Regions from separate parts of the Mus musculus genome. Here all the other regions are linked to region 1. The links are chromatin loops, found by intact Hi-C in ENCODE. Cell type or tissue: left cerebral cortex. All regions are shown on one strand. Links, peaks and the distances in the headings refer to the core of each region. The heading gives the core; the rest is flanking DNA. Region 1 overlaps Dlg2 (discs large MAGUK scaffold protein 2). Region 2 has its middle 37 kb from the start of Tmem126b. Region 3 has its middle 170 kb from the start of Gm39048. Region 4 overlaps Dlg2 (discs large MAGUK scaffold protein 2). Region 5 overlaps Dlg2 (discs large MAGUK scaffold protein 2). Region 6 overlaps Dlg2 (discs large MAGUK scaffold protein 2). Region 7 overlaps Dlg2 (discs large MAGUK scaffold protein 2).

Region 1 (4,349 bases), core at 73-4,072:
TTTATTTATTTTATGTGAGTACACTGTCGCTGTCTTCAGACACACCAGAAGAGGGCGTCAGATCCAGTTACAGATGTTTGTGAGCCACCATGTGGTTGATGAGTATTGAACTCTAAAGCTAAAACCTCTGGGAGAGCAGGCCACGCCCTTAACTAATGAGCCATCTCTCCAGCTCTGAAAGAAATTTTAATGGCCAAGCCATCTCTCCAGTCTCTATTGAAATGTCTTAAAACTGAAGTTTCTGCAATTAAGAATAAACCTTTCAAGGGATTCTAAACAATCTTATGGATTTCCCAGATCCACAGCCTAAAGCCAACTATTTGAAATAGTAACAGAGTGTCATTTTTAGGTTTTCTATTGGTGTGGTCAAACATATTGAGGATCAGAATTGTAGAAAGGAATGACTTTACTTTAGCTTACACTTCCACATGCCAGCCCATCATCAAAGGAAGTCAAGCAATGAGACAGGGACCTGGAGATCAGAGCTGATGCATAGGCCACGAAGGGTTGCTGCTTACTGGCTTGCTTCTTAGGACTGGCTAAATGTGCTTTCTAATAATCCCCAAGATTAACAGCCTATGTGTGGCACCTCTTACCATTAGGTGGGCACTCATCTACCTCTACTTAAGTTTTGTCTGCTTCAAGATTGCACAATCAGCAGGATTGTTGTAGCTACACTTCATAATATTACAGAATGTTACAGAGTTCACTCATCTTGATATGTGTCAGCCTAGTTCATTTCTTTCAAAATTTGTACAAGATTTCATTATACAGTTTACAATAATGCGCGCTCTCTCTCTCTCTCTCTCTCTCTCTCTCTCTCTCTCTCTCTCTCTGCTGAGAATATATGTACTATTTCTATGAATTTTCCTTCAAGAATAACAAAAGTTTAAAGATGTTTCTGCAGTATTCCTGCCTGTGTTTCCTGGTGCATGTATGAAAGACTCTTTAGGCATATGTCAGAGCATGGAATTCTGAGAATCAAATTTCTGTGGTGTAGTTGGACATTGGCTGAGATATTGCATTCTGTTGTAATGCACGAGAGCTGTGGTTACTTCATACTCTTAGTAAAATTTGGTATTATCAGACCAATGGGATGACTCATAGGGTAAAAATCTCCTTTTACATAAACCTGGAAGCCTGTGTTGGTCACAAGATCCCATGATGGAGCTAATTCTGAGAAAACTTGTTCTCTGACCTCCACACGCGCACCACGTCATGCTCATGCCTGGCTGCACTCAAACATCATAGGCCCAAATGCATACACTAACAAATAAAAGTTTAAAAAAAAACTGGCATCATCCTGGAAAATAACTATAACCCAGCTAATATAAAGATTAAGACCTTAGCCATTCTGACTGGAGTCGGCCATCACTGCAAAGAGAGGCCCATTGGACTTGCAAACTTTATATGCAGGGGAACACCAGGGGAACGCCAGGGCCAAAAAGGGGGAGTGGGTGGGAAGGGGATTGGGGGGTGGGTATGGGGGACCTTTGGGATAGCATTGAAAATGTAAACAAGGAAAATACCTAATTAAAAAAAAAAGATTAAGACAATTGAATCAACATATGAATTATAAATGAGTTTTGAGAGAGCAAAATATCAAACCAAAAGATAGTTTGTGGTTTATCTTAGTACTTATTGATATTTATTCTAGGAATGAACTTTCTGCTAACGTTTTGTCTCAAATATTTGTGATAAATATTTCACTAATTGCTTTGGGTTTGGTTTGCTTCCAGCTTTGGTTCTTCTGTGTGCAGGATCTGCTTTTGGCCACAAGGTGGCGAGCTAAGCACATTCAAATGAAAGTTTCTACAGAGGTCTAAATGCACTGGACTTAGCTGAAAAAAGCTGCAATCAAAAGATTTTATTTTATTTTATTTTTATGGATGCGGCACACGTGGCTCGTTCTTACAAATTTTAATCTCTTTTTATAACCCTCACCATCCACCTCTATCTCTTTTCTATCTCTTCTGTCTGTCTCCTCCCTCCCCGCTGCGTTGACCTTCGGAGCCGTCAGTGAAGTATTTGCTTCCTCACTTCTTTGCTCCTTATTTCCAGCGTATATCACCGATTCCTTGTCCCCACAGACAGGACCTCCTTCATACTGCCTTGACTCCTAATTCCCAGGCTTTCCTTTCCTTTCTCCTACATTCCAAGCTCACACCACCACCACTGATTTCATCCACTTTTCAGTCCCTAGGATACTGCCCAGTTGTGCTTCATTTCTCCCAAATTGATATACCTTGATAATCAGACTTCCATGACTCGCTGAAGGCCACTGACTTTGAACTTCTGCTTTGTTCCTGTTTGACTGACTTGCAAACTTGAATCTGTGGCTTCGCTATAGTCCATACGAAGACTTTTCTAAGTTACACTCTCCCAACACGTTTTCAAACGCCAAATGAACTGCCGAATTTCAGTAAATATATATATATATATACCTTTTTATCTGTCTCTTTTCAGTTGGTTTCTACTGGCCAACGGGTAGTCAGAAGAGAGTTTTCTTTGGCTGGGTTCTAGGGCACAGTAGATTAGAATCTACTACCGATGTATTGAGAAGGCAAATATATTAATTTTGAACACTTTATGTAGTAACTAACTACGTACTTACAGTATAGAACTTGTACTTTTTCTCATTGTCATTTAACCAAATCACTTAGAAGTCATTAAAAATAAAGTTTGGTGGTAACAAGAGGTAGGGGTAGTGAAGGAAGAGTGCAAGGAAGCTGGAGATGGCGTAGCTTGGGAACTAGTGTCCCTGCAATGTATGTGTACAAGAGTCATTATAATATACCGATATAATGAAGTAGTTCACTTAATGACTATGCTTAAATAAATAATCAGACTCAGCCTTTGGCAAGAATTGCCACAGTTCAGTTGAGTACTCAAATATATCTCTCAGCAAGCATTTTATTGATTTCCCACCAAGGTTATAATTTAACAAACACGTAATATTGATTTGTTTTTTAAACTCCATTCTCGAGCTATGGGGATCTCTGTGGAATTGTAATTCCTTCTAATTAAAAGCTTTCAAAATGCAAATATTTGCCATAAGGCATGGAGCACCATATGTTTCGCTGTAATCAAAGCACAAACTTCACCTCCTAAGATCTGCAAATGTCACTCTTTGCTGATTGGAATTTTTTTGTTTTGCCTTTCATTGACACTTTCCACTAACTTTTGTAAACTTTCGAATTCTATTTTAATTTTAAATTAATTAAATTACAGTTATTGAGCACCTGTCTGGAACGAGGGTCTGGACTGAGCCTTAACAAGCTGCTTGTGACAAACTTCCTCTACTCATTTTTAGCCACCACACTAATGAGGAACGAAACACTGATAAAGACAGATAAAGGTAGATATTCACATAGATAAACTTGTAGGAAGAAGAACCTATCTCCAAAAGATTTATCACCTTGGACTTAACCATCTTGTATAATTGTGGGAAACTCACAGGAAGAAATTAGTCTCAACACCCTTTGAAATTCCTTTTACGATTCAGAGAACATCCGCTACAGGGCTATATATAATCTGAGCTCCAAATCTACAGGCGTCATCTTTTTCTTTAAGTCAAATGCAGTAGGACAGCTACACAATATTGATTCCAGCCGATGTTCTTCAATGGAGCAACTTAAGTCAGCATATAAATTGCTAGCGACTATTACTGAACACTCACAGTGGGCTAGGCACGATTAATTCAGCTGAAACTCATTAATCCAATGACTAACTAGGTCCCCATTAGGAAGGTTCACATTTTACAAATGGCCAAGCAAGAGCAAAACACCCAGCTGAAATGCAACAGAATTGGCAGGCACTTTCATCATCTGCTGTTAATTGGAAGAAGTAGAACTTAACTTTATTCAGAAGAATGCTTCATCGTGGCCTTGGGAGCTAATGGAGTCTCAGGGGATCTGACTGGACTCCTCTAAGACCCTTCCAGGAGAGATGGCAGCTTTCTACAAGGAAGGGAGGAGGCCTGTGTGCCCAGTGATCCCCAGGAAGAATGAGTAACACCATGATACCATTTTGTGTAGACATGCACAGGTTGCTTGCCTTGAACATAATTTATGTACAGGAAAAATAGAAGCTTTATTGAGGCAAGAAGATGGGGGCGGTTGCTGAACTTAATTTTAAAGGGAGAGGCTACTGTTTCAGGTCTGGGTTACTAACTTTGCTGTCAAAGAAAACAAATAGTGTTCCGGAGCTGGGGTACTCACATGTTGCCACCAGGTCTTGTTGCTGTGCTTTGGCCATGATCCATCATCGCTCATTATTATCCGATGCTCATCACTCCCAGCCCCAGAAATCATTTGCTAGGTACAGATCATGCATTTTGTACTTGGCTA
Region 2 (4,349 bases), core at 122-4,121, 920 kb after region 1:
CTCTAGAGGAACAGGAAGTATGTTGAACATCCCACCAGCCCTCTTTTCAAATGTTTCTGACTACAGAATAATACGATCTTGATCAGTTGAAGAAACTTCTCATGGTTTTGTGTTTCCTCCAATGGGTTCTCATCTGAATACTCATAGCTTCAAAGCATGTCCCATTTAACAGACCATGAACACCATGAAAACAGGCGTCATAGCCTTGTTACCACGTCCCTAGAGCCTGACATAGTGTCTCTTAGGAAGCAGAAGTTGAAATATATTTGTTCAAATAAAAGAAGTTTAATGTGCTTTTTCCATCAGCTTCATTAGAGCCAGCTGAGCCCCTACCTCCAAGAAGCTCATAGACTCCTAAGAGAGAGCACACTCCAGTGAATAATAATACTGTATAGTATGTGATACCCCAAAACTCTTAGCACATTGTACAGGAACAAGAGGTAAAAGTGACTGTGCTTAAGAGGACAGGAACCAAGTGACAAGTGCTCCCTTCCTTACAATAACTGTCTATACTAAGTTATTATCTATATTACACTTATTTATTATATAACTGAATAGAATGTATACTCTGTTGATGGCCTTTATCTATTGTTGCTATGCTTATTTAGACCATCTTAAAGGATTTGCTTCTAAAAATAATCTTTAAAGATTGTTTTTCTACTTGGAAATAGATCTACTTGAAGACCCAGCTATACCACTCCTGGGCATATTCTTAAAATATGACTTACCATGCCACAGGGGCACATGCTCCATTATGTTCATAGCAGAATGTGCTAAGAGTTTTGGGGTAGTCAGAAGCTGGAAACAGCCCAGATGTCCCTCAACAGAAGAAGAGATACAGAAAATGTGGTTTATTTACGCAATGGGATATATTATTCAGCTATTAAGAACAAGGACATCATGAGTTTTGCAGGCAAATGGATGGAACTACAAAATATTAACCTGAGTGAGGTAGCTCAAACCCAAAAGGATGTGCATGGTATGTTCTCACTAATAAGTGGACATTAGTCAAAAAAGTACAGAATACCCAGGATACAATCCACAGAACTCAAGGAGGTTAACAAGTCAAAGGGCCCAAGTGAGGATGTTTCAATACCACTTGGGAGGGAGAAGAAAGCAGAGAGCAAAAAGAGGGAGGGAACTGGGTGGGAGAGGGGAGTGGGAAGGGCAGAAGAAGGGGCGAACATGATAAGATATTGGGGGACGAGGAGTGAAGCCCCGATGGCCAGCAGAATTAATGGAAACATACAACCTTGGGAGGTGGAAGGTGGTGCAACCCTCTGGAATATAGCAGAGATCTAGGAAGTGAGAGATTCTCAAGACTCAAAGATAAAATGCCTAACAATGAGGAGAGGGAATTTATAGAACCAACCTGCAGTAGAAAGACAGAGAATCAAGTGGAGGAATGGGGTTGCCACCCCATAGTCAAAAACTTTGACCCAGAATTGTTCCTGTCTAAAAGAACTGCAAGAACAAAAATGGAGAAGAGACTAAGGGAAAGGAGGTCCAGTGACAGGCCCAAATTGGGACCCATCTCAAGGGAAGGCTCCAAGGTCTGACACTATTACTGATGCTTACAGAAAGGAGCATAGCATGGCTGTCCTCCAAGAGGCCCAATAAGCAGTTGACTGAGACAGATGCAGATACTTACACCCAACCAATGGACTTAAGTCAGTGACCCCTGTGGTTGAATTAGGGAAAGTCTGGAAGAACCTAAGAAGGAGGGCAGCCCCATAGGGAGACCAGCAGTCTCACCTAACCTGGACCCCCGAGATATCTCAGACACTGATATGAAGCCCCCAACACGTATACAGCAGAGGAATGCCTGGTCTGTCCTCAATGAGTGAAGATGTACCTAACCCTTGAGACACTTGAGGTCCCAGGGAGGCCTGGCAGGGTGTAAGAGGGTGTGGGAGTGTAGAGATGTGGAGACATCCTCTTGGAGAAGAGAGAGGAGGAATGGGATGGGGAACTGTCAGAGGGTGGAATGGGAGGGGGATAATAACTGGACTGTAAAAAAAATGATTAAAGATAATAATAAAAAATATTGTCTTTCTGTTTAGTATACATATATGTATATGTACATATGGATATATATATATATATATATATATATATATATATATATATATACTCCCTGAAAATATTTCAGCAGCCAAATGATTCATGGGTATAATATTAATAAAATGAGTATACTATCTATAGAAAACCCAAATAGGAAAAAACTTATAGTATTCTTTCTCCCAACTGCCACATACTGACGGTGGAGACCAGCTTCAAGTTTTCTTCCACTACATACCAAAAAGAAATCACCAGATTCTGTCATGCTTCCAAAAAACACTGGGTTAGACTCTCTTTAAGATAAGTCTCATATACCATCAGAGTAATTTTTCCCCTGTTTCAGCTATAGAACAAATCCAAGCAGCAACCACTTTATGAGCAGCCCAAGCACATAACTTTAGTTAAATGGTGCCATCTGGTGACATAAATCTTGCAGTAATACACAAAAGTCCTGAACCAAGAATGGCATTGAAACCTCTTGATAGTAATTGATCCAAAGCATCAAACAGGAGATGTTCTATCTTTCCAGGCATGAGACACTCAATGACTCTCACCCAGATGATAGCTATTTAACAAAGGTGATTAAAACAATTGTCTGAGCCATGTTTGATGCTTCACACTCTATTCTCTACTGTAAAGATCTGGATCCAGTGAGACTCCCTACCCAGCATACAAAGGGCATTTTTAAAGGTGTAAATATCAAAATCCATCTTCAGTCATACCCACTTTCTAAAGTGCCATTAATTGTCATAGAATTTCTATAATTTTCAGCATTTCGAGGGCCACTTCCTAAAGAAATTTGCACATTTAAAGTTAAGCCTCTTTCTCACCCATCGAAGCCTCCATTCTTCTTGTGTATCACTTCCAGGAACTATAAATATAAATTGTTTATAAAAATTTCATTTAGATCGAGAATTGACAAATGGGACCTAATGAAACTCCAAAGTTTCTGCAAGGCAAAAGACACCGTCAATAAGACAAAAAGACCACCAACAGATTGGGAAAGGATCTTTACCTATCCTAAATCAGATAGGGGACTAATATCCAACATATATAAAGAACTCAAGAAGGTGGACTTCAGAAAATCAAATAACCCCATTAAAAAATGGGGCTCAGAACTGAACAAAGAATTCTCACCTGAGGAATACCGAATGGCAGAGAAGCACTTGAAACAATGTTCAACATCTTTAATCATCAGGGAAATGCAAATCAAAACAACCCTGAGATTCCACCTCACACCAGTCAGAATGGCTAAGATCAAAAATTCAGGTGACAGCAGATGCTGGCGTGGATGTGGAGAAAGAGGAACACTCCTCCATTGTTGGTGGGAGTGCAGGCTTGTACAACCACTCTGGAAATCAGTCTGGCGGTTCCTCAGAAAACTGGACATAGTATTACCGGAGGATCCAGCAATACCTCTCCTGGGCATATATCCAGAAGATGCCCCAACAGGTAAGAAGGACACATGCTCCACTATGTTCATAGCAGCCTTATTTATAATAGCCAGAAGCTGGAAAGAACCTAGATGCCCCTCAACAGAGGAATGGATACAGAAAATGTGGTACATCTACACAATGGAGTACTACTCAGCTATTAAAAAGAATGAATTTATGAAATTCCTAGCCAAATGGATGGACCTGGAGGGCATCATCCTGAGTGAGGTAACACATTCACAAAGAAACTCACACAATATGTATTCACTGATAAGTGGATATTAGCCCCAAACCTAGGATACACAAGATATAAGATATAATTTGCTAAACACATGAAACTCAAGAAGAATGAAGACTGAAGTGTGGACACTATGCCCCTCCTTAGATTTGGGAACAAAACACCCATGGAAGGAGTTACAGAGACAAAGTTTGGAGCTGAGATGAAAGGATGGACCATGTAGAGACTGCCATATCCAGGGATCCACCCCATAATCAGCATCCAAACGCTGACACCATTGCATACACTAGCAAGATTTTATTGAAAGGACCCAGATGTAGCTGTCTCTTGTGAGACTATGCCGGGGCCTAGCAAACACAGAAGTGGATGCTCACAGTCAGCTAATGGATGGATCATAGGGCTCCCAATGGAGGAGCTAGAGAAAGTAGCCAAGGAGCTAAAGGGATCTGCAACCCTATAGGTGGAACAACATTATGAACTAACCAGTACCCCGGAGCTCTTGACTCTAGCTGCATATATATCAAAAGATGGCCTAGTCGGCCATCACTGGAAAGAGAGGCCCATTGGACTTGCAAACTTTATATGCCCCAGTACAGGGGAACACCAGGGCCAAAAGG
Region 3 (4,349 bases), core at 69-4,068, 590 kb after region 1:
TAGAACTCCCCCATTAGCTACAATAATGGAAAGGAATTTATCTCTTCTTTCATGCTTGTTTTTCTCATTACTTGAAATTATGTTTCTAAATTACTGTAACGTAGAGAGTATTCCTTCAAGAATGTTCTCTGTGATCTCCTTCCGTTTTGCTTAATCTTCTGTGACTTCCTCTCTGTAAGTCTTGATACTTCCACAGAGCAGGTATCCTGTCACATAACTGTAGTTCTTTTAAATTTCATTTAATTTCTGTCTCATTATTCTCTTCACTGTCGGCACTGAATACAAGTGCATAGCAGTCACACAACTCACAGGTTAGCAAGTACCCTATGTTTGCGTTCAAATGTCTTCCATCATCCCGAATGCTCCTGGTTAAATACACTCACCTCTTCCATGAAAGGGGGATTTTGTGGTGGGGTGGGCAGTGCTGCCCTAATGTAATGAGAGTTTCTAAATATCCTATTAGCTTGATATGTCGAACTAGGTTTGCTCCCAGAAGTAAAGACCTAAACTTGAACATCACAAGAGGTCATATTTCTGAGGCAGCTTCCAGGAGATGCCTCTGTTCTTCCGTGTCCATGTTTCATGTCTTCAGCATTCAAGTAAGGTGATGGCACAGGACTCTGTGTTTGCATGCTTGCCTGGACTCTTTGGCGTGGAGAAGGGTATAGTAATGAAGAAGGCCCATATGCATCTCTAGGTGAGATAACTGCAGCCTATTCCTGGATGCATACAGTCAGTTTCCTAGGTGAAAGACTCAGTGTTTATGTCTATAATGTCTCAAAGAGACTTATTCTAGGTACGCTGTATTATCTCAAATCACTCCTCACACACATCTTGAGAGTGAATTTATGCTATTATTTTTGAGAGTCTATTTTGTTATGAGGGTTAGTGTAATTAACCTACACAGGGTTGTACAACTAAGAACTGACAGTGTCTGAATGCAAACCCAAAGCACCTCATGCTCTTCACCTTGAAACACTGCCCTCATAATCTACAGATTTTCAAGTGACCAAGTGAAGGATTTGAATGTAATAACAATCAGACCCTTTGTTCAGCCTGCCACATACCAAATACTAAGGAATTACTAAATCAGAAGTTGTTCTGCAATGGAAAACTTCCTTTATCATTTTTAAGACACACAAGGTGTTTTTGAAGCATTGAACAGCTGTAGCAGTGTATCAGTTTTCTGACAATTGTCGTGTGTGTGTTGTGTGTGTGTGTGTGTGTGTGTGTGTGTGTGTGTGTGTGTGTGTTGCACATGCATTTGTAAGAGAGGGAGAGAAGAAAGGGTGACTATAGAAAGGCTGACAAACAGAAGGGAGAGGGATTTACTTATTTACAGGCACAGCAGGCAGGTATGAACACATACATGCAGCTATTATCTTTATCTTTGAATTGCTCATTGGCAAGATATTCAGAAATTGGAGGGATAGGGAAATAGGAGGGTAAGAAGTCACAGCCACATTAAGGAAATTACTGGCAAAGTAAAAATCTTCATGATTAAAAATAAAAAGAAAGCAAGCAAGGGGTCGGGAGATACAAAAGACACTTCAAAGCAAGTGCATCAGGTTACCATGGCAACGGGAGGATGTGGGTTGAAATTTATATTACTCCATTGTTCCAGCAGAGAGGTTCTAAATGACACCCTAGTGGCCTCCCAGAGCCATGCATCTTCCCCCAGTGCTCTGGCTTGTGACTGGAGAGTGCTTTAGGCATCAAGAAGGAACAGGTTCACAGCAACACTGTCACTTCCAGTCTCCCTAGCCTCTCAAGTGAAAACACTTGTCATTTCAATATAGAGCATAGCACTCATTTCTGGAGCGAGTCATGACCCAGCCTATCAGAATATCAGCACACTCATATGCACAGGTGGCTGAGGACAGCAAGCATTTGTCTCGCTGTCCTCAGTCCAAGATTCAGTGTGCCCAGTGTCAGTTCTGAGCACTCTTATGTTCTGAATCCCCATTTTCCTGATGGAATAGAAGTCAGGTCTAGTTACCAGGTAAACTTAGTTACAATCCTAAAATTCTGAATAGCCATTCAATGCCATCATCCAGTATTAATGGTGAACATTTATTGGGAATACTTTGCATTTATTAATTCTTGTACTAATAAATAGCAAATTGGTCATATCTATAGTTGCCAAATGTACTTTGATGACAGTTTTAGACATGTATGGGCAACTGAGGCTTAGACAAGTTAAGAGATTTTTTTTTTCTACCAATTATCCCTTTTATTTAAAAAGTCAAATTTGACTGCAGTTCTGACAACAAAGCCTCTGCTGGGAGGATTATTTTAGTCCATGAAATTTTGGCTGTGATGTGGTCAATGCTTTAACACAAATACTCTCAGAAAGTCAAGGTAGCCCCAATATAATGGTTTTCTGCTACTTTATTAAGAATTGGACAAATAGACTGATGAGAGACGCCTCCTATTCATATTAAGTCCAAAGTAAACACACTCCTTATGAAGATGCTGCGTTAGAGCTAGCCTCAGTATCTCAGCTAGGACTTTCCCAGTCCTTGCCCTCTCTCACTGACCATTAGTGGGAGGAAATGGAGGGAGCGGAGGAAGGAAGATGCATTCTGCGTCTTACACTCTGAGCATGGCAGTAGTAGCCTTTTGAACATTCACATATGATGGTATTACTTACTTTCCTTGTTACTATGATAAAATACTGGAGAGCTTGAAGGTATAGTCCCTTATAGTGGGGAAGCCTTGGTCAGCAGGAGCTATTGCATAACTGGTCTCATTGCATCCTCAGTCAGGAAGCAGAGTGACAGATGCTGGTGCTCAGCTCACTTTCTGCTTATATGTAGACCAGAATTTATTGGTTGATTGGTACTTCTAGTATTTAGGGTAGACCTTCCCACCTCAGTAACCTAATCTAGAAAATGCTTCACAAATATACCCAGAAATTCATGTCTATGATAATTCTAAACCATGTCAAATAATTGATAATTGAGATGAACTATCTCAATTATATATATAAACACATATGTGGGATAATCATTTTCATTCCTATTTTCCATGACCATTCATCCAAAATTGAGTTGAGAAATAATTCCCATGTATTACACAGTTAGTCACTTTTAAAGTTTCAACAAGTGTCATAGCTATAATCTTGTAGCTTTATTCCCTTATACCTTGGCAAGTTCCACAACAACACTTGCAATAGTAATTCTAGGTGGTACAATTTATAAGTTATGGAGTAATCACCAAGAATAACTGAAGCAGAGGAAAAGGTAAGAATTGACTGAATAAACAGAAACAAATTTATCTTTAACCTCATATTACTTCATTATCTAATTATCTAATTGTATTCAAGAGGAATCTGGTAAGAGATTCCTTGAGTGCCTTTCCTATATCGGGTTAGCACAGAGTGGGGACTTTTAACTAAGACTAACCTTCATTGTAATAAATAAGCAGTCTTACCAGGGAACCAGCATGGTTAATAAGGGATCCAGTAATGACAGTTTTAATCTATTTCCTGGCATCCCTAAACTGTTTCCTGGTTAATATCATGCTTGGAGAAGTATCAACAGTGAACACCACCCATTTCCCTTATTTGGTGCAATAAAGATTGCTTCCTACTCAATGGAATTAGATCATCACTAGGCTTCTTACATGCCTCACAGATGTCACATTATTCAAACATAAGTCGATGCACACGATTAAAATTTTAAGATAGCTTAAATTCTAATTTAGGCCACTATTTTCATTATTACACTTCGATAATATAAGCTTCTTTGGAGAAAAATAAAAGCAAACCACCAGTTTCCAGTAGAACAAAATGTGAATAGAATAAATTTAACAACTATACCGTGTTATCATAGCAACCAAAGTTGAAAAAAATGATGTGATAAAAAAATGACACAAGAGAACAAATGCATCAAGTTGTTATGGCAACCAGGAATCGTGGGTTGAAATTTATGTATCTAGAATCCAAGAGAATATTCTAAGCAACTAAAATAAACATTTGCTTATTAAAACCGTCCCCAAATAGTACTTATCTATAAGCATTAAAGTGTTTTCATTATTTTGTCTGCATTTTCTTTTATTTCCAATGGGTGGTTTTAAATTGAGAGCATTTGTATTTTCAGGCCGGCTCACTTTTTGGCAACAGTACTCCATGATGAAATTTGGTTTGCAGAAACTGTTGCAAAAGCCAATTTCAGAATAGCATCTTCAATCATGTTTCAGTTTCTTTTACTCCTTTAATTGCTTGTGAACAAAATGCCTATCTGATCTGCTTTTTTTCTTCTTTACTTAATGAAGCTAATTCATTGTGATCTCTTTTCCTGACATCAGGGTCTTCATCTAAAGCAGAGCAGAAGCTGCTGAGTTCT
Region 4 (4,349 bases), core at 242-4,241, 190 kb after region 1:
TATAGGTAGAATAACCACATGAACTAACCAGTACCCCCAGAGCTCCTGTCTCTAGCTGCATATGTAGCAGAAGATGGCCTAGTCGGCCATCACTGGAAAGAGAGGCCCCTTGGTCTTGCAAACTTTATATGCCCCAGTACAGGGGAATGCCAGGGCCAAGAAGTAGGAGTGGGTGGATAGGGGAGCAGGGCAGGGGGAGGGGATAGGGGACATTCGGGATAGCATTTGAAATGTAAAGGAAGAAAATATATAACAAAAAATTGAAAAAAAAAGACTGGTCAGTTTACCTATAAACATGATTTTGCATATTAAACAAGTGATTTCATTCTTTCAAAAAGAACCTCTACTGCACTATGGCAATGCTGCCTTGTGCAAGGATGGCAGGTAAAGGACAGTTGACATCTTCAGAACATCCTTTACGGACTATGTGAAGGCCAATCTTCATTTTTTAACTTGGCCGAATTTATCATTATCTCAAAGTACCTCTGAGTTAAACTGAAGGGAGAAGATGCACCCTGAATGTAGGTGGTTAGCAGTCCTTTTACTGGAGTCATGGACTAAAAAGGGGAGTGGGGGAGGGAGAAGAAGACAAGTGGAGTACTGGCTTCTACGTCTGTGTTCCTTTGATTGTGGACTTGGTACAACCATGTACATCATGTTCTGGCTGCCAAGCCTTCTTTGTCATGGGAGCCCAAACAGCCTTCAGTCGTCAAAACAGTCCTCCATATTCAAAACAGTCTTTCGTCTTGAATTCAGTCTCCATCCTCGAGCTGCTTTTGTCAGATAGGTTCCTTTTCTTACAGCAAGGAGAAAAGCAACCAAATATGTAAAGCTGGAGACAAAAGCAGGGGTGGTTGCTATGATAAACCTGACCACATGGGTTTTTAGGCTCTGTCACTGTTCTGTGGGAGGAGTGTTGGCAGCTTTGTAGTTATGGCTAGAGGGTCCCGAGAGCACTGAAACAGAGCCTTATGGGCTCTTGAGTCAGGGCTCAGAAGACTAAGGTGCTGAGGGAAATACAGACAGTGGAGGCTGGACCCCTAAAGATTCAGGTGGAAGCCTAACCTCATCAACTATTGAATTAGAAACCATTTATGTTCTATTCTGGCAAAGAATCTTGCTGTGTTCTGCCCAAGAATCTGAAAATCGAAGAGAATCTGAACAAAGATGATACCAATGAGCCTGCCAAACTCTGAGAGGAAAAAACGCACAAGCCCCAAACCTATTAAAGAACTACAGAACTGAAGAAAATAGGGGGTGGTGTAGCCCTCGCCTGGAGAGAGGATTCCAATTGGCTGTGCAGTGTCAGTGAACTATAGAACTGAGGAAAACTAGGGTTTGGGGGGGGGGGTGGCCCTCTTCATGAGAGAGCATGCCAATAGGCTGTCCAATGTCATTCAGCATTGAAGTCATACCTATAGGTAACATTCGATAGGCTCAACAGGTTCTACATAGGAATATATATTTATACACAGATGCATAGATGCATGACATACCATTTGGTGAGAATTTGAAGAAGAGTGGGGAGGAGTATATGAGAAGGTTTAGAAGGAAGAAAGGAAATGGAGAAATGGTATGATTAAGTGACAATCTTAAGAATAAATGTAAAAGGTATTCTGTCAGGGAAATGAAGACATGAAATGAGACATGATGTCCAGGTGGGACATGGTCATTGCTTACTGCTTTCCATCAATCTGTAGTCAGGGAGAGATGTATGAAAACAGTGCAACTTGGAGATTAATGGCCTGAGAGCTCCATTAATGTTGCAGACACAATGGTAGAGAAAGCAGCTGTCATTGTTAAAGATATTAGTACCATTGCATAAACATTATACTTTGCAGTTGGCAATGGAAAGGGTGCCTGAAAGGCATGATCTCCATCGAGGTCTCCAGTGTGTAAAGATGGAAGTTCCTTTAAAATAAGAGAGAGTTAAAGGAAATCCCTGAGATGGGTTTTCAGTTTTTAAACATTTTAAGTAGTGCTTTTTCAGGTTTAGCCACAAAGGTGCACAAATGCCACCCCAGAAGTGACAGAAATGTTCCAGACTGTGCCTTGTGCTGGCAGCAGAATTTAGCAGAGCTATCCATATGGTTTTGCAGGCATGAAAATGACAAGCATTGCAGGGTCACAGAAGGTTATATCAGTTTCTAGGCAGACACTGAAGCAAGACAATTCTTTGCAAAGGTCATGTGCTCTTCAGAGACTAGAAGTGGCAATTGTGTGAGGTTGTGAAAGTGAAGCCAAAATCACCACAGAGACATCAGCATGTTGGAGATATGAGGATCTTGAGGCATACATTGACGAAGCTGAAGACATTGAATGAAGCCAGCCCAATAGAGAAATTGCAAGAGCTAAGGTTGACTGAAATGGATGGGATCTCTAAATCTCAGCAACTGTGCTCACAAGCCTGGCGTGCTGAACACAAAGCTGAAGGGTTTGGTATCTATCCTGCAGGTTTAGTTCTAACACTGCTCAGGTCTAACAAGTCTACCACTCTCCACTTTGGGAGTGAGGGTGTTTGCTTTGTGTTCTTGTAAATTGGAAGTATGTGACTTGAGTTTGATTTTACAGGATCTTGCAGTTAGGAGCTTGCCTGAGCCACTGGAGATAAACTGGATTTTAAGCAACATTAGTTTTGTTAGGAATCCAGGTATTTTTAAGATGAACTAGATGCAGTTTTATATCATGAGATGGTTGTGAGTTTTTAAAAAGAGGTAGATAGTTATGGTTTAAATGTAATGTCAATCTTTATGATAGCAATTCTTAAAAAAAATTAGCTGGATTTATAATAATGAAGAAGATGCACTTCTGGTGTTTCTGTAAGGTATTTCTATTGAAAATTACCTGACGATGAAAGACACACTCTGTGTATTCATGCTGCCATCCCATGGGCTAAGGTCCTGACTGAACATGAAGAGAAAAAAAATGGGAGTAGAAGCAAGGAAATCAGTTAATAAGGTTATATAAAAATGTTTGATTCCACAAAACAAATTATTAGCAGATGTATACCATGAATTTAATTAAGAGAAATCCCTGAAATGAAGGAAAGATTTCAAATAAAAAAATACAATGTAATATTATCTAGAGCAGTTATTTAAATAATTTCATTAGTATCCTGCCTTGTAAAATAAAAAATCAACAAAACTATGTAGACAGTAGCCAAACTATGTAGTAAACTATGCCAGTAAAGAGACAGAAGATTTAGAATAGTAACAGTATACTACATGATACCGTAATGACATCTATGTACTATAATGGCAACTATGCAGCTGACTAAACATACGGACTGTATGGCATTGAGTGAACCCTAATGTAAACTGGGGCCCATGATTATGGTATTACATTGTAATCTCACCATTCAGGTGTGGGATGTTGAATTCTAAGCATGTATGGGGCCTGGCATATCTAGAAATTATTATATAAGCCTATTCATTCACTGTGAACCTAAACTTTCATTAAAAATACCATCTAAATAATCCTAAAGAAATCATTAAAACAAGTCCTAATCTTGTCTTGGATATTATGAAAGCAATAATTTCCTTGCACTTACTATCTCAAATCTTTACCCCTTCTTTAGCATGATTTTGCCATTATATTCGAGACTACAACAACAAGCTAAATTTAAAATAGGAGGTAAATTTATGAAGTATAACTTTGAAAACTCAGGAAAGATCCCATATTCCAAAGTGTATGTTCTAATAAATGTAATTGATCATATACTTGTTCTGAATCAAGTAGTTTTGATCTAAAATAATTTCTCTATAGCATGTGAATTATAAAAAGTCTTCAGTAAACAATTGGCAAAAGCTACAGCACTGCTTGAACGAGTATTTGCTTGAAGATTGTTATTGATGAGCAAATGCTTTATCTTGATGACCAGTAAAGCACATATACTGTATGTCACATTCTTTTCTTGTTTATAGGAGAAAATCCACAAGTGCCTTTGCCAATTTCTAGATAGGTTCTTGGTTGTGACATTTTACCTCATAAATCTTGAAATTATTAGCATAAATATTTTATTCTGACTAGATAATACAAACATTGTGAAATATATCTAAAAATAAAAAGAAAGAATAATTAATATCTTACATATTCTGAAGTAAGAATACAATAAAATACAGATTATTAGCATAATAATTGTGTTAACTAGAATAATTAGTTACTATGTTAGACTGTAAGTTAATTGTTCTCTTCAAAACTTTAATTTAGGTAGAAACTCTAGGTATACCTTATTTTTCGATACATATAGTTAAGAAATACCTTTCATTGCCTTTGTTTCCTAGTCTTTGTGGAAGGCTTTGTTATAGTAACACAGGAAGGAAAAAAAAAAGCAATAAATAGCTATAAAG
Region 5 (4,349 bases), core at 200-4,199, 200 kb after region 1:
ACATTGTACATGTTTCAAACATGGAGAACTTCAAAGCATTCTGAGTGAAAGTTGATAAAATCACTTCCCATTTGAAAACTGAACTCTGAATTAATGAAATCCTTGCTTTCTCTAGACTCGTTATCAAATTCTTTTTCAATGAAACTATACTATAGAATGATTGACATCATTAGGAAACTGGAAAGGAAGAACAACCTATCAGACTCCATGTATACAAAATTCCAGACTCCCAATGTCTGAAAACGGTGAGTATCCGCACCAGAACTCTTTCCGAAGTTGACTGCTATGACCATGAATTCTGCTCCCTTACACCTTTCCCAAACTGGTTTTTCTAGGACAGGAATGTACTGTCAGGAGCAATTCAGCACACGGCATGCTTGCTTCTGAATAAGGAAAGGATGCTAAGATAATAATGTAAGCAAGATATTGGGAATAATTTTGAATCTTAAATCCTGCCACTTTTCAAAAAAAAAAGTATCTTGAAGCAATCTTGTGCATCTAGAAATTGGAAATATAAATACTTTACATGCTAATTATTTCCAGTGCACACACACAGAAACTGAGCTCTGAAACCAACCTCCTTCTAACTCGAGATGTTTCTATTACCCATTTCTGGCTTTTATGGAGTGAGCTGTCATATTATTTTATACCTTACAACTTGCTTGCTGTATTTATTTTTATTTCATTTTTTAAAACTTGTCCTGTAGTACTTTATTTTTAAAAAGAGATTTATTATTTAATCTATATATTGGAGTACACTGTTGCTGTCTTCAGACACACTAGAGTGGGTATTGGTTCCCATTACAGATGGTTGTGAGCCACCATGTGGTTGCTGGGAATTGAACCACCGACCTCTAGAAGAGTGGTCAGTGCTCTTAACCTCTAATCCATCTCTTCAACCCCTTGTTTTTATTTTTAATGTATTTAAAAATACTGAAATATCATCACGAGATATTCAATTCTACTCAACCCATTAAATATCAAGGTAATGGCAAAGTTCATTTTTCAGAAATGTGCCTGATTAGTTATTATACAATGGCATCCCAGAGTTAAAAAAATTAAGCTTTTAAGATGGTGTAACTTTTATGATATTAGAGGGTTTAAAAATACAAACAACGATTTCACCTCCTCACAAGGCTATATAGTTAGTTATAGGAACATTTTGCATAATAAAAATATTAAATGTTATCTTGGAATATGCATGTCATGTAACAAAGTAATGAACAGTTACTGTTTTATAAGGCAATAAAAAGAACTCAGAGTTTACAGCTAGAATACATTTATAAACTTGAGGGCCAAACTTTAAGTACTGGAAGTTTTGAAAACAATTTTCCAAAGAATTATTATGAGTATGCATGAAAAGTGTTACATTCTATTTGTCTGAGCCTCTTTCCATTTGGCTCATGCAACTTTGATATGTGATAGCTGACTGCCTTTCATCTTTTCAGTGATTGGCAATCATAATTTAAAGCTCTTGAGGCTACTGCTTTGAAACATTTTACTAGCCCTTCTATTTATTAAGTCATGCTCTACAAAGTATAAAAGTATATGGTTTTTGACAAACTTTTAACTTCACATAATCATTGGAACCATCAGTGAAGATACAGAACATGTCCTTTACACCAGAAGTTTCCTTCTAACTGTGGCTCGTTACCTCGTTTGATGCTTGCACAGCTGATAATCATTGAGCTTGCTGCAATTTTCAGAGTTTCTTGCTTACAGAATGTCCTATGAGTGAAATTACATACTATGTAGTCTGGTTTCTTTCAGCTAATTCACTTGAGAGTCATCTATGTTATTATGTATATCAATAACTCATTTGTTTAGAATGGAAGAAAGTATTCCAGTGGGTAGATGGACAACTGTTTATTCATTAACCACTGGGTGGACATTTGCTATCCATTCAGCTATGGATTATATAGACAAACCTTCAATAGACCTTTGTGTGCAGATGTTGCATAAAATAACTTTGCAAACTACTGATCTGTCTTCCAGAGTGATTAAGCTATTCTGTATCCCAATTGCAATATGTGTAAATCATCTTCATCATCTTTACCAATATTTGGTATTGGCTCTCCTTCTTTTTGTTTTTCTCATCCTCCTCCTCCTGACCTTTTCCTTGAGTCATTCTAAAAGTCTCTAGTTGCATCTCATAAGGTTTTAATATATTTTACCTTTTTATACAGAGAATTAAAACTTTGTGATGTTCCCCTGTATGTCTGATGATTTATTATTCAGCGTTAAATGGCTTCACTTTTGTGAAATGTATGAATATGTCTAGTAAATTCCTCCTTCTATACTCAGTGATGAGTAACATCACTGTTCTCATCTCAATGAATTTTGTGCTCAGCATCCTTAACGCCATTACAAATTTTGTCCACTAGATGGCAGCTGCTCGATTGTTTAGAGCTGCCAGGTAGCTAAAGCTAAGGAAGTCGTTGTATAACAAAAGGATAGTCAGTCCGTGAATTGTGAAATGCTTTCTACCTTGATCAGAAGAGAAGGAAAAGGGATTAAAAAAAAAAGGCACTACCACTTTACTGAGTGCCAAATTGGAGCTCATCTTAGCCCAATGTGTGCAATTTTAAAGTAATTTCAATTTAAATTTGGAGTTACCAAATATGGATCAAGTACACCATATAAAAATACAAATCCCAGTGTCTTTTGAATGTAAGTCAGTGACATCTGGTCAGCAAATACCTTGTTGCAGGCAAAATCAGAAATATGATCTATTTTCTATACAATGTACAATTTAAAGAAAATCCTTGGAAATATAAATGTTTTTAAGTTTTGAAATACTAAACCTATATATTTTCTGTATAACTGGAGACAAGTTCAGATATTGGCTGTGGTTTGTTTATTTTTCCTTGTTACTTTAGTGCCATATAAAGACCCTCTCTAAACGGGATTTCATTAATTAATACAATATTTATGAAATTGTATTTTTTTCTCAAGCTTTAAGTTAGATATCCTAAGTGTCAGGAAGCCTAAAATCTAATTATATAGGTTAAAATATAAATGATAATAACTATTATTGCACTTTAAATGCCAAGAGGTATTCTCATACATGAGCATATTACCTACGAATTACTGGTATAATCTAAAGACATACTATAGTGCCTATATTACAGAGGTGATAAGTGATACTTTACCAAATGGGCCACTATAATTCACACAAAATACAGTTCATAGACCTAGTGTACAATTGATGTTACCTGAGTGCAATCTTTGTTACCACATGACATGAAAGAAAACGAAATATTTCCATACCATTAGGGGTGGAAAATTTTCAAAAGTTAATGTCCTCCACACTTGCCCATACAACTCCTATGATGAATATAGAGCAAGATGTACCAGAAGAGATATCTAAGACGGCAGCTGGGTGGGTGACAGAGTCAGGAAGCAGGAGACATACTTGCAAGAATGATGATACTAAAGGTGTTTTAAAAAGTTATACTGAAGCCTACTAATTGGGAAGTTTCCTGATTGAAATATTTATATAGTATTTAAATGGAATTGCCATTTAAAGGGATGATAATGTCCCCACAAGATATCACTAGCAATAAAATGTCAAGTGACAGGAATGGATTACTTCTTTGGACTTACAGGCCAGTGGATTTCATAGACCATCTCTCTCTCTCTCTCTCTCTCTCTCTCTCTCTCTCTCTCATACATATACACACAGAGAAGGAGACAGAGAGGAGAGAGGCGGAGGGTTATAGGCTATTGCTCTTCGTTACCTTCCAGAACTTAAGGGTAAGAACTATAGCTAAAGATATTACATTCATGTGTCATAGAACAAGGAGAAATCAAGCTGGTATGAACCTGGAAGGTTCATCTCTCCAGGCTAGATTTCATCCTGCTGGGAGATAGAATGCATATAACCAAAGGGAAAAAGTAATCACCAATCTTATCAAGCTATGAACTCTGAAAGCTACAAAAACTACTACCAAGCAAGATATGCCCAGGGCTTCAATAATGGCATATATGCCATGGGAAAACCCACCTCTTTCTGATTGGACTTAAGACCTGCTCCACAAGGTGAAAATCATACCTTTCACTGCAATTAGGGCCAAGAACTTGTGGCTAAATGAGTCATAAATTCTAGCGGGCAGCTTACTGGTATTATTTTGTTAAATAGGCATAGTGCTAAACTAACTCCTAACCAATTATTGTTATACTCATAGATTAACGCAGCCATCTCTCAACCACTATCAGAGAAGTTTCTTTTTTATAGTAGATGACAATTAACACAGAAATCCACCACTAATCAAGTTGTAGAGAATAAGTTTCTTTGAAATACTCAACTCTAAATGAGATATCTTTATTGTACCTCTTCCTTCCTGGGC
Region 6 (4,349 bases), core at 203-4,202, 170 kb after region 1:
GCAACCGTCCCATTCAGTCTCCAATAGTGTCTTTCAGCATAGAAGAGATCACGTGGTTTGTGTTCACTTAAAGATGTGTACTTTCACTTACTATGGATAAAGTATCCCCACTCCCACATGCACTTCCCTTTAGATAGCATCAAAGCAACCAAAAGAAGTGATTTCTAGAAACAACTGAATAAACGCACCAAGTTGTCACTGTAAGTAAAAGCTCATATTCCCGGCGAGCAAAGAACAGGTACTGAGACCACTTTTGGGCAATAACCTCGCTAACAGCAAGTTCTGGTAGATCCACCACAGCCAACAAAAAAGCTCTAATAAATCTTTTCAAACAGGCAGCCCTGGATGGTAACCTGTTTCAAAACCCTTTAAACCTCGTTACTTCGAACACTGAACAATCTTACACAACTCCAGGATGGGGTGGTCATTTGCTTCAAACTTCACGAAGAACTGTGCCGGCCATCTCTTGTTAAACATTTGGCTTGTTGGTTTCAAATGGACTGGTAAAAGCGAAGACTATCCTACAAATGAGGACTACATATTTACATCTCTAGACTTACTGACAAAAGTAGACATAAGCCCCTCCCTCACCGTTGGAAAAGCTACTAGAAACCAAGCCTCTCAGTTTGATCTGGAGAACTTCTATGGTCCCGGGTTTATTAGCCCACAGCCCTGTTTCAGGGGTGAGAGTCAGTCTGATGCTTTCCAGAGCATCCATACCAGCGCCCGGAGCTAATCACTAGCTAAAAGCAAGAAGAAATCCCAAGCACCGAGACATCTAAGGCGCCCTCTTTTCAAGAGTGCTTGTAGCTTCTGTGTGCTCCATTCAGGGTCCTGTCACCATCTAGCTATCATGCTAACTAACACCGGGCACTGGAAAAAAAATCACTGAGCTCTCCAAATCCAAGCCGGCTCCGCGAGTGGACAGAGCAGTCACACAGCATCTGTCAGTCTCCCAACAGGCAGACACATAAACAAACAACAAAAGAAATTGTTTGCTCTCCCCAGGGAGGCCAGCATGCATTAAAATAAGACATGAATCCCTTGTCCTACCTTGCATCCAAACATCAACGACAAAGTGTTGTTGGTGCAAGCAACTTTGCAGTGGCAAATCATTGGTGTAAAACAGTCAGGGTCCTTAAGAACAGGGGACATTCCTTTTGGGCTGCGGCAGTGGCAGCTCTCTGGGGGAACCGAACTTGGTGCTCACCCAGTTCTCGGAGCGACAGCCTGCCTAGACAGCCTAGACAGAGCGGCAGCTGTAATCGCTGCCCCCTGCGCCTGGTGCAGCCATCCCCGAGCCTAGGTGCAAGCACTGCTGCCGGCAAGTACAGTGCGTCTCGGGGTCTGTCTTCCCAAGAGAACGAAGGGTGGGGGAAGGGACAGAGAGCGAAGAAGGGTTCCCCACTATACGGAAATTGAAGGAGGTAAAATAAAAATAATTATAAATAAATCAATCAAAATAAAAGGAAGCAGAGCGCTTTTGAGGAGGGTTCAAAGGAGGTGGGGCAATATTAGCATGTAAAAGGATGTGCCCGCCTACTCGCCCCAGTCACTCTAGATCGTCAAGCAAGCTGAAGGGGGTTGAGATTATTCCCTCTGAAGGAAATTTTAAAAAAGAAGAAAGAAAGGGGGGGAAAAATCCACAATGCAGTTCCCAATTTGGTAAGAAGCCAGTGGCTTGCTGCTGCAATTCAGAGTCACCGTGGGGAGCGCTGGCCCAGAGAAGTGGGAGGGAGGGGCGGGGTAAGGGAGAGAGCGGTGCACGCGGTTCGCCAGCCTGGTGGCGCTCCGGGTGCCGCCAAGAAGTCCCTGGCTTAAGCAGGTGGGCCATTCCCAAGTGACGTGACCCCGAGAACACACAGGACCCTGTTACTACTGCTGCCTCAGCGTGGACGTCCTCAGATGCTGAGTTCCTGGGAAGAGGCGGACAGCGCCCAGCAGTGGAGGGACTGTCCTCCCCACCCCCATAGAAGAGCTAGTAGAGGAAGGAGGAGGGGAAAGTATCCAGCAAAGAGAGCTGATGCAGTATTAGGCTCCAAAAGATTAATGCTTTCCGGGTCAGCGAGTCCACTTGCTCTACGGGTTGTGAAGGGGGCCTCAAAGCCAAGCCTTTATCTGCTAATGACTTTTTTTTTTTTTTCAAATTCAAAAGATAAGGACATTCTGCTCCTCCTCCCTTCCCACCCTTTCGACCTAGGAGGTGCCATAGAGGTTCCCAGAAGCCACGGAAGTATCCATGCTGTTCTAGTATGAATGATAAGACCAATATACACTTTTTGTTTTGGCTGTCTTGGTTTTGTTTTTATAAATGAGACTGTGAAAATGCAAAAAGATTTTTTTAAGTTAGCAAGCAGCTAACACAGCTGCAAAATAGCTTAGTGACAGATTTGAGAAAGTGATAAGGAATGCAAGGGGTAGGGACTTGGTAAACTTAGCACTCAGAGTGCTGCCTGGGTACCATTCCTCACAGAGGGTTGATGGAAAGAGCAGAGATATCATCATCAGGTTTGGAGTAAGAAGGCTGTGTGTGGCTGTGTCTGTCACTCACTGTCACTTGCATGGTCTGAGTGCATTGATGTCTGATATGCATCATAACACCTAGAAAGAGCTGGGGAACAAGGTCATTAACTCCTGGGCAAAGACTCAGAACAGGGCAGTGGCTCTGCTCTCTGCTTGCAAACCTTCTGTTGGGCCTTAGAAATCGATCTGTCACTTGTTCATGCCATACAATCTCAGTAAGGCATGAAAAGTAGGTTCATAGAAAACACATGGCAGATAGTTTGAAAACCAGTTTTGCTGATGACCTCAGGGGACAGCTCCAGATTTACAAGGCTCCAGCAAGAACAAAAGAAAAAAATAATAAGAAGTTACTAGATAAAAAGTAGTATCTTATATTCGATCCTTTGCCTCCCTCTACTTAAAATAATGCATGCTCCTCTCTGAAGTTAGTGTACGCTAAACTCCATAGAATTCTTAGGATATTAACAACAGCAACCAAAAAACATTATTTCTGCCTAATGCGACATTCTCATTTCTTAGTCAAGAAAGATGTCAAGAAAAACTCATTTGTAATCACCTCCACCACCCAATAACAGGAATCAGGGTCCTGTCTAAGAAATGGAGACACCTTTTACAAAGAAGTCTGCATGGAATCAAATATAAACAAAAATCCACAGGGGATCTACCTTGAGTTAAACCTGGTCCTAACTGAAGAGGGCAGCCATGGCTTAGACTTTGCTATGCCTACATGTGGGGAGTGGGGCTAGAGAGGAGTATGTGTATGTCACTATTAAATTTACAAGTCATATTTTAAGAAATCCTGATATGAGGCATTTTGTGAAGTCTTAAGGCTACGTTAACCAATGAGGTGTATGCCTTAGCTTTTCTGCCTTCATTATCATAAACTGTGTGAGTGTGTGAGCATTTCCACCTACATAGTGTCTGTAATTGCGGCTGCATTTTCCAAGGGAGAATAGATTCTAAAAATGTTGTACAATATTTCCCTTATTCATTAGCCTATAATTTGGATTTCAAACACCCCAAAAGTATTGTATGCTCTATATTGTGAGGATCCAATAATATCCAACACAGTCCTTCCCTGATGAATTTGCCAAGTTAAGCCTGACCTCCTATTCTAGGGCAGCATTAAGGGCTGTTACTTCCCATTTTATAGTCTGTACTGGTTCAGATTGATAAAGCCAAATGACAAGATATAAAGCAAACTATGGATTTCACTTCTTTCCTCATCAAGAAAAATTCATTTACTACACACTTCTCTCAATAAACACACACACACACACAAACACACACTTCTGTTTATATGCCATATACTTAGAGAAATTTGATAATCTTGCCTTTCAATGATAGGTCTAGAGTAAATTGAAGATGTGAGAGAATATGGGGTCTGTGTCCATGACAATGCATTGCCTAGTTACAGTTGGTAACCACTATTGTTACAAAATGAGGCACTGTCACCTTAAGATATGAACATACTGTATTATTGAGCTGAAAACTACTAATTCAGCAGTATATTGGAAGAGGGTGTTCTGCAATAAGTTTAGGAGGAAGTCTTTCTAAGGAATATCAGGATGTGATATGTTCACCTTAATATCAAAATAACTAACTTAGACATTTCAGTAATTGATAACATTTACAGTTCTTCCTGATAACTACCTCTTTCATAGCAAGCAGATTACAAATGGATCTCACTAAATATTTACCTAACATTTTTCTCAATATTGCCTCTTATTCACAAAACAATCATATTATCAATAAGTGTGAGCAGTGACAAACACAATTACTCTTGTTACTACCGATAATTAGATGTTTGGGATAAGGTTTGAGTC
Region 7 (4,349 bases), core at 270-4,269, 62 kb after region 1:
GAGCAGAGATTTTGCTATTGCTCTTCCTCTTTGCTTATTCATTGGCATTTTCAGGATGCTCACAGACCACATGGTATGTTTCCCTCAGATGCATAGCACTCCCTCCTTGGAAGAATACTATGATGACATAGGCAAACAATACAGTTAACGATTCTAAAGAATCCAATTTTCACTCAATTATGAAGTCATTAAAAGTTTTCAGAATGAAAAAAAAATCCTAAGGTTTATTGTCACTGTTTGAGTGGATATCCTTAAAATACCATCCTTCACAGAGAGTTTTATTCCCCGACAGTACACAACGAGCTGGAAAGAGCAAGTGTGCTGGATGCAAAACTGTCTGCTCCAATTGTTATGCACAGGGCTGCCTGTGCATTGCTTCCTTATGACTAGTTACCACCATGACTGGGTTAATTATGTAGCTTCCCTGCTCAAGTTACACTGTTTAAATGTCACCTAGAAATTAGAAATCAATTTCATCCTAGGATCTCTTCCGAGAGTGTCTGCTTGAAACATATAGATACTCAGAGAACAAAATTTTAGGACCCACAAAAGCCAGACCTCATTTCTCCTGAAGGGACGTGATAAAAATACTAAAAGTTCAGACAGAAACACTTTTGGCCTAGATTACCATTATTTAAGATCCAGTGACAGACACTTTTCTAAAAATACCAGTGTGCAGAAAGTTATGAAGTCTGAAGTCACACAGTTTTGATTGTTTTCTTGATCTATTAAACCTGGCACCATTCAATGATGAACAAGGCTGTGGTGTAGTATAGAAGGTAACTGATTTCAAGACCTAGATGGTCGAACAGATTGCCAGAAAGGATTAATGACAAGCATCACACAGAAACAATATTAACATTGCCTACTTCCCTTACACTTCCATGTAAATTTTAGTAGATCTTTGGTTCCGGAATGAAGGACTAAATGTCAAATATACTATATTCTTGGTCTATGTTATCACTCAGAACAGTTGCTTTAGCAGTGCCTGCTGTTAGATATTGTGAAGTTTTTTTAAGAGCACCTGTGGGTGACTTGGATCCCTGCTATTTTATTATGATGATTTTCTACGTTGTAAGTAGATTGCTTCTCCATTAAATAATGTGAAGATATTTCTTTCCATTTTCTTGTTTCTTTTCCTTCCTTCCTTCCTTCCTTCCTTCCTTCCTTCCTTCCTTCCTTCCTTCCTTCCTTCCTTCCTTCCTTCTTTTCTTTCTTCCTTTCTTTCTGTGAATCTAGAGATTAAACCCAAGGTCTTTAATATACTAGGCCAGTGCTTTAGCACTGAGCTGAATTCCTTTGTCTGTGACCTTTTAAAACCTGTACCAGATCTTTAAAAGAAGATTTTAAACCCATCAATATTTTACAAGTTTGCATTATGTGAAAGGAAAGGCCCATTATTTTCTGTGGGAGTTTTTCCCCTCTTTGGTATCCCTGCAAACAACATACTGGACAAAATTCCTCTTCACTCTCAATGCTTGACAGATAGGGTGGGAGGAAATCATGGGCAACCTGTGCAGGCAGTGGGAAGGGTCATAGTTGCTGGAATCCTCCTCCACGTAATTGATTCGCCACGCAATTGTGCACATTTGGAAATATGTGGGACCCAACGCAGAAAGCTGGGGGAGCCACTCTCTACCCATGACTCAGAGCTCTGAAGGCAGCACAGCTTCACGATGTTGAAGAGAAAAAAGTACTTTGATTTGAAATGGAGAAAGCAGAGGTGTGTGTGGGGGTGGGGGAGGGGTGGAGGGAGAAGATCTTATAATGAAAAGGGCACAATCTGGAAACACAGCCCGGTTTGTGGAATGTTGGATGGCAGTTAATCTCTGTACTAGCCGGAAGTGACTATGGGAAAGCAACCAGTGCACGAGCAACAAGCCCCTGACAGAATCCAAGGCTTTCTAAGCGGAGCTCTAGAATCACTCTCTCCTCCACACTTGTTATATTTATAAACCATCTCAGGAGGCCAAGTGAGTCAGCGACTACACATTTAAAATATCCAGAACACACTACACCAGCAGCCTAAAATTGGCAATTTCTGAAGTATTTGTTTTAAATACAGCATGGCACGAATCGTTTATTCAACAGTCTTATTTGGTATTCATGTAGTTTCCTGTATCATTACTAACAGAATGTTGATGAATGTAAACCTTTTACTCAGAAAGCACAGGAAAAATAATTTCTAACTCCGTCTGAGTCCTTACAAAATTGATCATATTTATCCCAGACATCAAATATCAAATTTGTACTTGATATTACCATTCTTTATTGTTCTGTTATTGTAAACATTATGTATAACGGAAATAAAGATCTGAATGTGTACTGACTATGGTCATATACTAAGAATTAACCATGAATACCCAATTTCACAGCCAACTTCTTGGTCTCTGGCTCTTCAAATCTTTCCACCCCTACTTCCTGGAAGTTCCCTAAGCTTTAGGCTCAAGACTTGAGTTGTACACGTATCCAATGGTACAAATCTCACCACTATCAGTTAGTTTCCCCAATTTTAGAAGCTGTGACTTCCTGTAATCGTCTTTGTTGAACACAAAGAAAAGTTTCTCTGATAGAGTTGAGAACTTCGCTTATCTCTGATCGTAAGGGTAAGTATTTAGGATGGATACTATAGAATAATGCTGGTTTAGTAAAGTGGCTGTAGTGTGCTCTCCTGTAAGATCTATGACCCTAATAACCATAGGTAGTTGGGTGGGTTTCTAGTACCACACATGCTGGGAGCTAGAGATTAGTCTTTCTTGTGAAAAGACCCCTAATTGGTTATCCAATATCAAGTGGTCAGCCCTGAACCATATGCATATAAGCAACACTAAATTGACTCAACTGATTATATAGTCAATACATACATACATACATACATACATACATACAGACATACATACAGACATACATACAGACATACATACATACATATATAATGGAGTAAATGATATAACTATATTCTAATTTAAAAGATTAATTGACCATGGTAAATTCTTTACTCTTCAAAGCTCAAATGTGTATAGATTCTCTGCAAACATGACATTGAGCAGAGTGGGAAGCCAGGGAAATCAAAAAGAAAGGTAGGACTACATTACTCAGTAGTTGCCATTGGTTCAAATGTCAAGAGTTTGACATCAGGTAATTTATTTTAGGTATATTTGAGTACAGTGCAATGTTGAAGGAAAGTTTCCTGGTGATAATTAACTCATCCCATGTGCACAACAAAGCTTAAGACCTGTCTACATCAAACTCTTATAAGTACCAGTAACATCTTCCATAAAGGTAGGTTCTATTGATTGACTGAAGAGGCAGGTTCAAGTTAAACAACCATCCTGATAAGGATCTCAATAGGATGGTGCTGTAGACCCACTGAGGAAAACAGGATAATTATAAAGGTCTGGAGAGCAGGTAAGGTCTGGACATACAAATAGCACAGAGGTCACCAGGATATTAATTACTCTCTTCTGAGCCTTTTGGGTAGAAAACAGGTTAAACCCTTGAGTGTTTAACATTCCAGGTTTTCCTCATGCCTATTACCTACAGACTTCTAAACAAATGTAGTGGTATGTATAACTTCCTAAAACCCTACTGTGAATATTCATTACCCCCATATGTGTGTGTTTGCACATAGTGTGAATGTGTTGTGTATATGTGTTTGCACGTATATGAACACGTGTGTGAGCATGCATGTATAAGTATGCATTTGGAGGCCTGAAACTGAAGTCAAGTGTCATTCTCTAAGCTCTCCTCCTTTCCTTCTTCAGAGAGTCTCTCACTGAGGCTAGAGCTCTCCTAGTTTTGGCTGCTCTAGCTCGCTACCTTTCCCAGGCTATCTCCTGTCTCTACTTCTCTGGCATTCAGACTACACGTGGCTGGCGCATCTGCCTAGCTTCTAATGTGGGTTCTGGGGATTCGTACTCACTCTGGTTCCCATGCTCATATAGTAAGCAATTTACACAAACAACCATCCCTCAGCCCCCGAGGAACTGTTGTGTGTCAAGCACACAACTTGCAGGCAATGCTAGGAAATTGTGGCATCATCTCTGCTCCTTGAGGACTCACTGCTCTTTGAAAACAGTAGCAGGCTCCTTGACAAAACTGACCCATGATTACGTTGTTTATTGAAAATTATTTTAGTAATGAGGTCAGTAATTTATCTATCACTACAGTTTATCCTAGGGTACATCTAGATTTTTACTATTTACTAATATTAACTGTATCAGGTATTCTTATTGTAAGAACTATGTAAAAATTTTGATCCATAAGCTGATTTCCTTTTCTGCCTGGATGTGCTATATCTTCTACCTAGATTATTCCCCATTTTATACATTTCTCATTTTTTTCTCTAA

What was found. Hi-C counts contacts between places; a loop is a spot of excess contacts. Peaks named below come from ENCODE experiments on the same cell type or tissue, not always from the same donor. Only the 100,000 strongest peaks of a DNase experiment are listed, where the experiment ranks them.
Region 2: it touches region 1 in a loop (20-fold over the local background); 13 of 42 quality-filtered maps call a loop at or near these places.
Region 3: it touches region 1 in a loop (7-fold over the local background); 3 of 42 quality-filtered maps call a loop at or near these places.
Region 4: a loop joins it to region 1, with 3 times the contacts of the local background. A loop is called at or near these places in 10 of 42 quality-filtered maps.
Region 5: a loop joins it to region 1, with 6 times the contacts of the local background. A loop is called at or near these places in 9 of 42 quality-filtered maps.
Region 6: a loop joins it to region 1, with 6 times the contacts of the local background. A loop is called at or near these places in 5 of 42 quality-filtered maps.
Region 7: it touches region 1 in a loop (2.1-fold over the local background); 2 of 42 quality-filtered maps call a loop at or near these places.

What each region holds. Positions count from the first base shown.
Region 1 is chr7:91,429,484-91,433,832 of GRCm38, reverse strand. The region is part of intron 1 of Dlg2 (discs large MAGUK scaffold protein 2); the gene reads right to left. Among named protein-coding and RNA genes, the nearest start is that of Gm24552, 190 kb to the right of the region's middle. In left cerebral cortex, for the core only: a CTCF peak has its summit at 1,763 (motif pointing right); DNase peaks (open chromatin) are centred at 1,790, 2,041, 3,542, 3,896 and 1 more place; H3K4me3 peaks cover 303 bases; H3K27ac peaks cover 870 bases.
Region 2 is chr7:90,510,611-90,514,959 of GRCm38, reverse strand. It overlaps a transcript of Dlg2 not described here. Among named protein-coding and RNA genes, the nearest start is that of Tmem126b, 37 kb to the right of the region's middle. In left cerebral cortex, for the core only: a CTCF peak has its summit at 2,472 (motif pointing left); a DNase peak (open chromatin) is centred at 2,458.
Region 3 is chr7:90,841,069-90,845,417 of GRCm38, reverse strand. It overlaps a transcript of Dlg2 not described here. Among named protein-coding and RNA genes, the nearest start is that of Gm39048, 170 kb to the left of the region's middle. In left cerebral cortex, for the core only: a CTCF peak has its summit at 1,651; DNase peaks (open chromatin) are centred at 1,593 and 4,044; H3K27ac peaks cover 1,457 bases.
Region 4 is chr7:91,238,456-91,242,804 of GRCm38, reverse strand. All of the region lies in intron 1 of Dlg2 (discs large MAGUK scaffold protein 2), which reads right to left. Among named protein-coding and RNA genes, the nearest start is that of Gm24552, 2.4 kb to the left of the region's middle. In left cerebral cortex, for the core only: a CTCF peak has its summit at 861; DNase peaks (open chromatin) are centred at 873 and 2,053; H3K27ac peaks cover 1,341 bases.
Region 5 is chr7:91,224,685-91,229,033 of GRCm38, reverse strand. The region is part of intron 1 of Dlg2 (discs large MAGUK scaffold protein 2); the gene reads right to left. Among named protein-coding and RNA genes, the nearest start is that of Gm24552, 16 kb to the left of the region's middle. In left cerebral cortex, for the core only: a CTCF peak has its summit at 2,374 (motif pointing right); a DNase peak (open chromatin) is centred at 2,381; H3K27ac peaks cover 696 bases.
Region 6 is chr7:91,259,700-91,264,048 of GRCm38, reverse strand. The region is part of intron 1 of Dlg2 (discs large MAGUK scaffold protein 2); the gene reads right to left. Among named protein-coding and RNA genes, the nearest start is that of Gm24552, 19 kb to the right of the region's middle. In left cerebral cortex, for the core only: CTCF peaks have their summits at 1,826 and 3,188 (motif pointing right); DNase peaks (open chromatin) are centred at 1,299, 1,725, 1,916, 3,356 and 1 more place; H3K4me3 peaks cover 2,040 bases; H3K27ac peaks cover 2,044 bases.
Region 7 is chr7:91,367,521-91,371,869 of GRCm38, reverse strand. The region is part of intron 1 of Dlg2 (discs large MAGUK scaffold protein 2); the gene reads right to left. Among named protein-coding and RNA genes, the nearest start is that of Gm24552, 130 kb to the right of the region's middle. In left cerebral cortex, for the core only: no CTCF peak of the experiment used is centred there; DNase peaks (open chromatin) are centred at 1,648 and 1,904; H3K27ac peaks cover 2,625 bases.